3 separate regions of the Homo sapiens genome follow, and all the other regions are linked to region 3. A link is a contact called in ENCODE Hi-C or POLR2A ChIA-PET data. All regions are on one chromosome and are shown on one strand. Each heading gives the region's core, a stretch centred on a gene start or an enhancer-like site at or near the end of the contact. The rest is flanking DNA. Distances are from core to core; before and after follow the strand shown. Region 1 overlaps SNX25 (sorting nexin 25). Region 2 overlaps CFAP97 (cilia and flagella associated protein 97). Region 3 overlaps SORBS2 (sorbin and SH3 domain containing 2).

Evidence for each region. Hi-C counts contacts between places; a loop is a spot of excess contacts on that map. ChIA-PET counts read pairs that join two places held with the same protein, here RNA polymerase II (POLR2A). Pooled maps may share reads with other maps.
Region 1: a pooled map shows a loop between it and region 3 (2.1-fold over the local background). The contact joins two enhancer-like sites. A Hi-C loop is called at or near these places in 8 of 168 maps with a recorded cell type or tissue (B cell, OCI-LY7, Right ventricle myocardium inferior and 5 more), 8 of 37 single-sample maps with no recorded cell type and 23 of 50 pooled maps. POLR2A ChIA-PET finds 5 or more read pairs at or near these places in 2 of 52 experiments (OCI-LY7 and activated B cell).
Region 2: a pooled map shows a loop between it and region 3 (2.3-fold over the local background). The contact joins two enhancer-like sites. A Hi-C loop is called at or near these places in 4 of 168 maps with a recorded cell type or tissue (CD4-positive, alpha-beta T cell, HCT116, colonic mucosa and 1 more), 3 of 37 single-sample maps with no recorded cell type and 8 of 50 pooled maps.

What each region holds. Positions count from the first base shown.
Region 1 is chr4:185,225,686-185,228,985 of GRCh38, forward strand. The region is part of intron 1 of SNX25 (sorting nexin 25); the gene reads left to right. Among named protein-coding and RNA genes, the nearest start is that of SNX25, 18 kb to the left of the region's middle. Within about 2 kb of position 1,491, at least 5 of the 41 ENCODE cell types and tissues checked have a DNase peak (open chromatin) inside an H3K27ac peak, as active enhancers do.
Region 2 is chr4:185,170,225-185,173,185 of GRCh38, forward strand. The region is part of intron 3 of CFAP97 (cilia and flagella associated protein 97); the gene reads right to left. Among named protein-coding and RNA genes, the nearest start is that of SLC25A4, 28 kb to the left of the region's middle. Within about 2 kb of position 1,372, at least 3 of the 41 ENCODE cell types and tissues checked have a DNase peak (open chromatin) inside an H3K27ac peak, as active enhancers do.
Region 3 is chr4:185,596,023-185,599,201 of GRCh38, forward strand. The region is part of intron 24 of SORBS2 (sorbin and SH3 domain containing 2); the gene reads right to left. Among named protein-coding and RNA genes, the nearest start is that of SORBS2-AS1, 9.7 kb to the left of the region's middle. Within about 2 kb of position 1,734, at least 5 of the 41 ENCODE cell types and tissues checked have a DNase peak (open chromatin) inside an H3K27ac peak, as active enhancers do.

The DNA.
Region 1 (3,300 bases), core at 241-2,740, 370 kb before region 3:
TGCACCTGCTGTTTGCAGGTGTATTAACTGCATTACGTTACCCAGTTTAATTCTTACATCAATCATGGGAGGTAGGGACTGTTATTCTCATGTTGTGGATGGGAAAACTGAGGTTTAGTGAGGTTAAACCATGTGCTCAGGCTATAAAATCAGTGAAAAAACTAAGAATTAAACCCACGTCTCTCTTAATTAACTCTGGAGTCTACACACTTAAACACTTTATTACCCTTTTAATTATTAAAAATTAGTCTGGCCTGATTCAGATTTAAAACAACTTGGGAAGCTTTGGGATGATTCTAGGATCTGCTTAGGACTTAATGTCACTTCAGAGGTCTCAGAATGAACTTGAATGATGTCACAGCTGTCCCTTCTGTGCTCAGGAGGATCTTTACTAATCAAGTAAGGCACCTGGTTGTGACTGCAGACTCTCTCTCAATACAGCATTCCAGGCAGCCGCTGAAAATTCACCGAGTTGGCACATAGCGTGAAACCCATCAGGCATTTTGAGTGAGAACCTAGTAGAATGGCGGTGGTGCCTTTTGGATTCTGCGATCACTTTTTCTGCGGCTGTATTACTCTGTCATCACTGCATTATAACAGCCAGGCATATACTTTTTTAGTCTCTCTGGTAAAAATCAGTGTTTCCCAAACTGTGATTCATTAACACTTAGTTCTGGGAGATGCTTTTAGGTACACTGCAAAAACAAAGAAGAGGAAGCTTGGGAGGCTAGTTTGGTGGTCACATAAGTCTGAAAAAACTAAATTTTTTGTTGTTGTTTGTTTGAGACAGGGTCTCACTGTGTTGCCCAGGCTGGGGTGCAGTGGCACAATTATAGCTCACTGTAGCCTTGACCTCCTGGACTAAAGCAGTCCTCCCACCTCAACCTCCTGAGTAGATAGGATTACAGGCATGTGCCACCACGCCCTGCTAATTTTTAAACTTTTTGTAGAGACAAGGTCTCACTATGTTGCCCGGGCTGGTCTTGAACTCCTGGGCTCAAGTGATCCTCCTACCTTGGCCTCCCAAAGTGCTGGGATTACAGGCATGAGCCACCACACTGTGCCTTGGAAAAACTAATTCTTAAAGCTTTACAACATGTGTTATTAAATTAACATTGTAAGAAATCCTACTGTAAAGAAATCTGCTTAGCTTTTTAATCCAATGTTTTGTAAACATGACTGATTCCTGTATCCCCTTCCTTTTATTTTTAACAATAAGGAGATGTATTCTCTTAAGAAAGAATACACAGTCCAGAGAGAGGACAAGCTCAGGGCTAGGGCAGGCTCCATGTGGAGACCATTGAGCCTCCAGGACCATTTCTCTGTGTTTTTTAGCCCCGTGAGTCGGAAGAGCTTGCGGGCTGTTGACCAGGTGACTGTATCAGTTTTAGGCACCACAGCCACGCAGGATGATACCCAGAAGAAGAAAGTCCCTTTTTGGAGCAAGGAAAATGTGCTCAGAAATGCTTCTGGCAGTGTTCCCCTCACATCTTACTGGCCAGGTTTGGGCAGGTGCCCGTTTGTTACCCGTTGTTGGCATGGGGGACAGGATTTCTGTCATTGGCCTAGGCCAGTCATTTATCTTTCTTGTTTTGTTTCCCTTACCTCATTGTGTGGAGAACTAGGCCAGTCACTTAGAGAGGAGGGAGGTTGTGGGTTCACAACACTTGGCCTGTGTCAAGGTCTTCAAGACAGGGCTGCCTTACCTTTTTAGCCTTCACTTGTATTCCTCTTCTTCAAGCTGAACTACTTGCTGTTCCCGAGTTTACCATTGGGTGGGTGTGCATTCACCCGGGAAGGACTTTGCCTGCATTTTTGTATGTTCAGCTCTACTTGTTAAAGGTCCAGCTCAATTGCCCTTCCATCCAGGCAGCTTCATTATGTTCTTCGTTTCTGCTCAGTAAGCATGCATTTATTGTGGGCAGGAGAGGGAGAGATCTAGGTAATTCCAGGTTTCTGGCTTGGGGGTTAAATGTGTACAGGTGCCCTTTGTGCAGGTTTGGGACGGTGGGATTTAAGGATGTGGTACATGTTGGCCATGTAGATTTTGAGATGCCTGTGGATCTGTCCAGCTGGCGGCTAGGTCTGCAGGCGTGCAGTTTGCAGGAGAGATCAGGGTTAAGCAGGTCAATTTGTTGGTGGTCAGTGTACACGTGACAGTTAAGGCTACAGGGGAATGAGACTGCCGAGAGCAGTAGGATGGCTGAGAAGCAGCGAGTCCAAGCGCAGGCAAGGGAGGAGCAGCCCACCAAGGAGAGAAAGAGCATTTAGAGGCCGTGAGATGAAGAGAGAAGCTCAGAGAGTAAGAGGGAGCAGATGGCCAACAGTATCCAGTGGGGCAGAGAGGTGCAGAGGGAGGACCGAGGGTGTGCCCCGGACTTGGCAACTGGGAGGCCTTTGGAGGTCCATGCCAGTGTGGTTTGGGGGTGGGACTGGAGAGGTTTACAGTGTGTGGCCTGTGCTCTGTAGAAGCCTGGCTGAGAAGGCCAGAAGAGAAAGTGGTACCTAGAGGGGAGTGTGTGTTATGGGATTTTTGTTGTTGTCAGGGAGAGATATTTAAGCACATTTTTAGGTTAAGGGAAAGATGGAAAAGTAGAGAGGAAGGGCCTGAACATCTCAGAGATAGATTGTAATTGATGGAGACATGCCTGGGGGGCAGGATCAGAGCATAGGTGGGGGCATTCGACTTTAGTAGGAGATAAAAATGGGGGCACATGGAGAGAACTTCGTGGAGGTTGGCAGGGAATTAAGGTATTTCAAGCTGGATAGTCTCAAATATTTTGGTAAGCGGGAGACGAAATTAATTACTGATAGTGAGAACTATGATAACGTGTAGAGGATAATTTTTTTATTTTTATTTTATTTTTTTTAGACAGCATCTTGCTCTATAGCCCAGGCTAGAGTGCAGAGGAGGATTGTGGCTCATTGCAGCCTTTACCTCTTGACCTCAAGCAGTCCTCCTGCCTCAGCCTCCCAGAGTGCCAGGATTACAGGTGTGAGCCACTGTGCTGTGCCTGTACAGGGTAATTTTAAGAGAGGCGATAAAAGGTTTGGAAAAAACATCATTGGAGAGAATAAGAGCAGAACCGTTTATTGGGCCCTCATTGTGAACCAAGCATTTCACTAGGCACTTTACATTCTCATTGAACCTTCACAGTTATCCTATGAGAAAGCTACTGTTATCCCCATTGTATGGATCAGGAAGCAGGTTTAGAGAGATGGGGTGACTAGCTAAAGGTGACAGAGCTAGCTGGGATGGTGCCAGGCTTTCTTTGACAGGAGAGCCAGCCCTCTTGATCT
Region 2 (2,961 bases), core at 122-2,621, 430 kb before region 3:
AGTTCCAGTTACTTGGGAGGCCGAGGCAGGAGAATCACTTGAACCCAGGAGATGGAGGCTGCAAGGAGCCAAGATCACGTCACTGCACTCCAGCCTGGGTGACAGAGCGAGATAGTCTAAATAAATAAATAAAATAAAGTTACTCCTGTATACTAGCAGACAAAGCACAGAAGAGGATAATTTTATTTTTTACTTATTTATTGAGACGGAGTTTTGCTCTTGTTGCCCAGGCGAGTATCTTGCCTCACTGCAACCTCTGCTTCCCGGGTTCAAGTGAGTCTCCTGCCTCAGCCTCCTGAGTAGCTGGGATTACAGGAGCCCTGGGATTATAGGTGCCCACTACCACACCTGGCTAATTTTTTGTATTTTTAGTAGAGATGGGTTTCGCCATGTTAGCCAGGGTGGTCTCCAACTCCTGACCTCAGGTGATCCACCACGCCAGCCTATTTTTCATTGAATGTTTTTATGAACTGCCTTAGGCCAGGTGTGGTGGCTCTCGCCTGTAATCCTAGTACTTTGAGACGCCGAGGCTGGTGGATCACCTGAGGTCAGGAGTTTGAGACCAGCCTGGCCAACATGGTGAAACCCTGTCTCTACTAAAAATACAAAAATTAGCCAGGTGTGGTGGCACAGGCCTGTGATCCCAGCTACTCAGGGGGCTGAGGCAGGAGAATAGCTTGAACTCAGGAGGCAGAGGTTGCAGTGAGCCAAGACTGAGCCACTTACTCCAGCCTGGGCGACAAAGCAAGACTTTGTCTCAAAAAAAAAAAAAAAAAAAAAAAAAAAAAAGAACTGCCTTAAGTTTCTAAATTCATACATGCCTTTTATTTTTAAAACAAAATTCTAACACGAGAACTCCTAACTGGAAAAATTATGCTAACAGGTACAGAAATCATCATTACATTATTTATTTGTTTGTTTCAATTTTTCTACATGAAAAGATGGGCTATTGTCTATTTATTTTCATTTCTCTGAATTTAAAATTTGCTAATGAGCTAGGCGGGGTGTCACACGCTTGTAGTCCCAGCTACTCGGGAGGCTGAGCTGGGAGGATCACTTCAGCCCAGGAGTTCAGCCTGGGTAACACAGCAAGACCTCATCTCCAAAAGCCAACAAAAAAATCCCCCCAAAACAAGAACAACGAAATAACTAAGGACTATTTTATTTACACACATAATCTTAGAAAGTAAAAAAAGGAAAATAAGTTAACTCCATTTAGTTAACTTTAGGCTCCAACCCTGATACTACATTCCTCTAGGAATCTTACTTCCTCCATAACTTTGCTTGAATTACTTCTCTCCCCCAACATTCTTTCACACCTGAGGACACTGACACACATTTAAAAGAATGAAATAATCTCACTTCTTCTTAGAGGGTAAAGTGAAACCATCAACCAAGTATCTTTAACCACCTCTCCTTCTGCTAAGATTGTTCTTATGCTCATTCGGAAAAAAGTTCAAGTGAAAAGAAAGAGATATGGTTTAACAAGAATATTTCTTTCTTTTTTTGAGATAGGGTCTTGCTCTGTCACCCAGGCTGAACTGATCACTTGAACCCAGGAGGCAGAGGTGGAGTGATCACGGCTCTCTGCAGCCTTGACCTCCCAGGCCCATGCAATCCTCCTGCCTCAGCTTCCTGAGCAGCTGGGATTACAGCCATGCATCACCACACCTGGCTAATTTTTTATTTTTTGTAGAGATGGAATCTCACCATGTTGCTTGCCCATGCTTGTCTTGAACTTCTGGGCTCAGGCAACCCTCCTGCCCTGGCCTCCCAAAATGCTGGGATTACAGGCATAAGCCACTGTACCTGGCTAAAAATAATATTTCAGAATTCATGAGTTAAAAAATTACTCCCCTTTTTACAAGTAATAAAATTCTAATTTTATTTAAATTATAATGATAATTGAGGCTGTCTACTGATAAAGTTATCTACTGGATAAAAACACTCTATTGGATAAAATTTTCATTTCTCTGAATTTAAAATTTGCTAATAAGCTAGGCTAATAAGCTAGAATAATTTTTATTCCCTTAATTTTTGTTTGGATGCAATGTTTAATGAGAGGAAGGATAATATCTACCTATTGAAACAAATAATGATGATCTTGAACCTCATCAGGACAGATGAACAGTATGCTTTTAACTCTAGAGCACAGAAGTCAGTTTTATACAATCGTTGCCTTCCTTCTCTACCTTTTCTGCACAACACTACTTCTTTGTCTGGGATTATTTCCATCTAAATAGCCTCTGAATTGCTAACACACTGATGTAAGAGTTCTGGAACAGAAATGCTTTAGTTATCATGTCTGTTAGCCAGCTGAATTGTTCTCTGTCACTGGAGAGAGAGCAAATGAAAGGATATAAATCATCAAAAATATAAAGGAATGAATTCTGTTTTGCAGTATATCTGACACTGAAATAACTACAAAAGTGTGTCTCTGTGTGCTGAACATATGCATGTGTACTTTGAATATTAACAGTCTAGCAAACAGATTAAAAAGTCTATCAGCCTGGGTGCAGTGGCTCACACCTGTAATCCCAGCACTTTAGGAGGCTAAGGCAGAAGGATTGCCTGAGGTCAGGAGTCTGAGACCAGCCTGGGCAACAAAGTGAGATCCCATCTCTACAAAAAAAAAAAAAAAAAAAAAGCATTGGCTCACACTCAAAGAGCAAATGTGGCTCTTTTTAAGGTTGAGTATGAGAAGGCTTGCAGTATGGTTAAGACCATACTTCTGGTCAGGAAGGTAGTATTTAAGACTGTCAAACAGGCTCCAATATAAATAATTAGATTTATATTACAGGCATGAGTCACCAGGCCTGGACTAATAGGATTTTTTAAATAGAAAAATAATCAAAGTCAACGGGCACAGTGGCTCACGCCTGTAATCCCAGCACTTTGGGAGGCAGAGGAGGGAGGATCATGTGGTCAGGAGATCGAGACCATCCTGGCTAACACGGTGAA
Region 3 (3,179 bases), core at 484-2,983:
ACAATCATAGCACCATTTGCAGTGCATAATAAAGTTATGAATAAGAAAATATTATTTATTCTTGTCTTAAGAGAAAATGTTGTGTAAAATATATTTCATTATGCTCTAAAATTGGCATCCCTGTTTTCACACATTTAAACCATTTTAATATTTTAAAATTGAGTAAAAGTTTCAACTTCTACATCATGGCATCCAATGCTTTGTAAAACTGGTTAGTTTCATTTCATTGCTCTTTTGTTAAAATGTGAATACCACTTTAAAAATCAAATTGTTCATTAATGTAAAACAATCAACTTTTAAAGTCCGTATATCCCTTTTTAGTTATCATCATTATAATTCTACTAGTTTAATTCCTTTAACTCAACCCACCTCATCAATCATTTAACTGAACTGTCCCATTGACCATTATGAAAATTTGGTGATTGCTGCAAACCTGCAGCTTCCTGGATCCCACGTCCATGGCTGGAGAACGTATGTTCCTGTGTGGGGCAGCCAGCACCGTCCTTGCTTTTTTTTTTTTTTTTTTTTTTTGAGATGGAGTCTCACTCTGCCACCAGGCTAGAGGTCAGTGGTGTGATCTTGGCTCACTGCAACCTCTGCCTCCCGGGTTCAAGCGATTCTCCTGCCTCAGCCTCCCGAGTAGCTGGGACTACAGGCACGCACCACCGTGCCCAGCTAATTTTTGTATTTTTAGTAGAGACAGGGTTTCACCATGTTAGCCAGGATGGTCTCGATCTCCTGACCTTGTGATCTTCCCGCCTTGGCCTCCTAAAGTGCTGGGATTACAGGCGTGAGTCACTGCGCCCGGCCCCCGTCCTTGCTTTTACCTGTTTCCCAATTTCTCTTTTCCCTTCCTTCATATCTTTCAAACCCTGCCCCTCTTTTTACACACAAATCATCAGTTTTCTATACTGTTCACATCCTGAGGCCAGAATCAATCAAGACTTTTCGTAGCAGAGAAGTTGTGTGTGTCTTATAATGGCGAGTTTTAGAACTTTTCAAAGCTTACCTTTAACAAGAATCACCTCCATGTTAATGTGGATAACTAGGAGACAGTTTTGAGGAAAGCTGACTAATTACAGTACTTGAAATAGTTTATTTTAAAGGCATTTGACTAGTAGGGAATGAGTAGCAAGAACAGTTATCTAAGACGGCTCATCTGCGTCTTTCTGTTTTGGGCGTTAAGCACCATATAACCTTGGGGATGCCTCAGCTTCCCTATCTCTGAAATCAATGAGTTGGACAAGATGAGGGTTAATCGGGTCCCCTCAGGGATTCCATGAAGGATACACATTTCCACAGATGTATTTCCTCTGCTGTGTAAAGGTGTCCGTCATCAGTTTTACACAGAGAGCTGGGACACTGACATTGATTGGTTAATTCTCATGTGTCTCGGTCACGTAAAAAAAAATAATGGTTACAATTCAACTCCATTTTGCAGAATGGTAAACCAAAACCCAAAGATACTGGATAATTTCTTAATACGACAAATAGGTAAAAAACAAACAGAAAAAGAAACAAAATGGTAATTTCGATGTGCACGCTATTGCATGAAAGATTACTATGATGGACTACTTGGCCTACCTTGGCTAAAATCAGCATCTTAATTTTGACGCTGAGGTAGGTGCAAATGTCCTATAAGGTGATGTAAATAGATTATCTGGGGAGACTGTCTTTCGCCCTTTCCCCTTGGTGATGTAACTCAAATGGCAAGTCGCTTAAGCAGAGATTTGTAATGCAGCTGCACTCTGTCGCCACCTAGTGGTGAGCAATGGCAGCAACAAGCTGAGAGTTGTTTCTGCTTTATCTGCCCCTTTTTATCCAAGTTCCCAAGGCTGGAAAAATTTTAAAAGCCTATTTTAAAGGCCGCAGAGTGATGTGGAATAGACAGTCATCTGTTTTCCTAACCATGTTCTTCCCTCCCCACGTTTTAAATTTTTGAGAAAGCATCCCTTGTAAAGCCACCAGCATTTTTGGTCCGTGTCCATTTCTATTTTGACTATCTGTGCAGGCATTTCCATTTCCCCTAACTTCTTAGCAGTTTTAAGATAAATATAGAACAATATACACTTGTGACATTCAGAGAGGCTTACATGAGCTGAACCTAGAAAGATGGCTTTCAACTGACACATTACAATCACTGTGCTGGGCATTTTGAACAAGAATTATATTATGCTTATATTTCCTTGATGAATCTTAAGAGTAGAACAAGAGAAAAATCCAGTGAAGCATGCTGCGGTTTTCATCGTATCCTAAATATGTATTTTTTTCTGTAGCCCTGACTATGTAAGTATTTTTCTGTAGCTATTTTTTAATGTTGTCAAAAACGGATACAAAAGAGACAAGTTTTAAACACATGCTAATTTCCAAAGCCAGAACCAATCACAAGTTGCTGTTCATAAGGAAGCTGGTTTGAAACATCATGGAGTCTGTAACATCAGTAAAATATATACTTTCCGATCTTAGTGAGCTACAGTCTGTTGAAAAGCCGTCTAATTTATCAAAGCTTCTGCAGTTATCTCTGGAGGATTAGCTATATTTAGTATCAAATAATTCTTAAAGAAGGATTGACTGTTACTTTAAACACTAATGCAAAAAAATCTCTGAAAGCAATATAAGCAGTGCTAAAGTGTTTTTATCTTTTTTTATAAAATATTAGTTGTCATATTTGCCCACCAGAATTCGATGAAATTCTCCTAATAATACCACGTTTATGTTTCTAGAGGCTTATTTTTCCTTCTTAAATTATGAAGGTAAAACACAACTTTGCATAAATCTAAAAAAATAGAATATTTATGGTTCACACAAACACACGTGTAATCTGACATACAAATACATAATGTAAAAATCAGGCAAAAAATAAAAAAAAAACCTTAAGGGGAACACAAGCATACCATCTCGTGGACCCACAGGAGGGTTATAGATGGGTCCTTTTCACTGCAAAAGAAGCTTATGTTTTGCTTTGGCTCTGGAAGGCCATTCGGGGGAGTCTAAGAGTCTCTACAAATTGGCATTTCTGTCTCTATGGCAACACAAAGCTCTGCCTCAGCAACAAAATGAGGTCTTCCTATGCAATGCAAAAAGCACAAAGTGGCATGAATGCAGAATAATATCGACTTTTCTTTAGAAATAAAAAATGAAGACTTCTGTGAAATCAAGCCCTTGAGAACTTCTTGAAA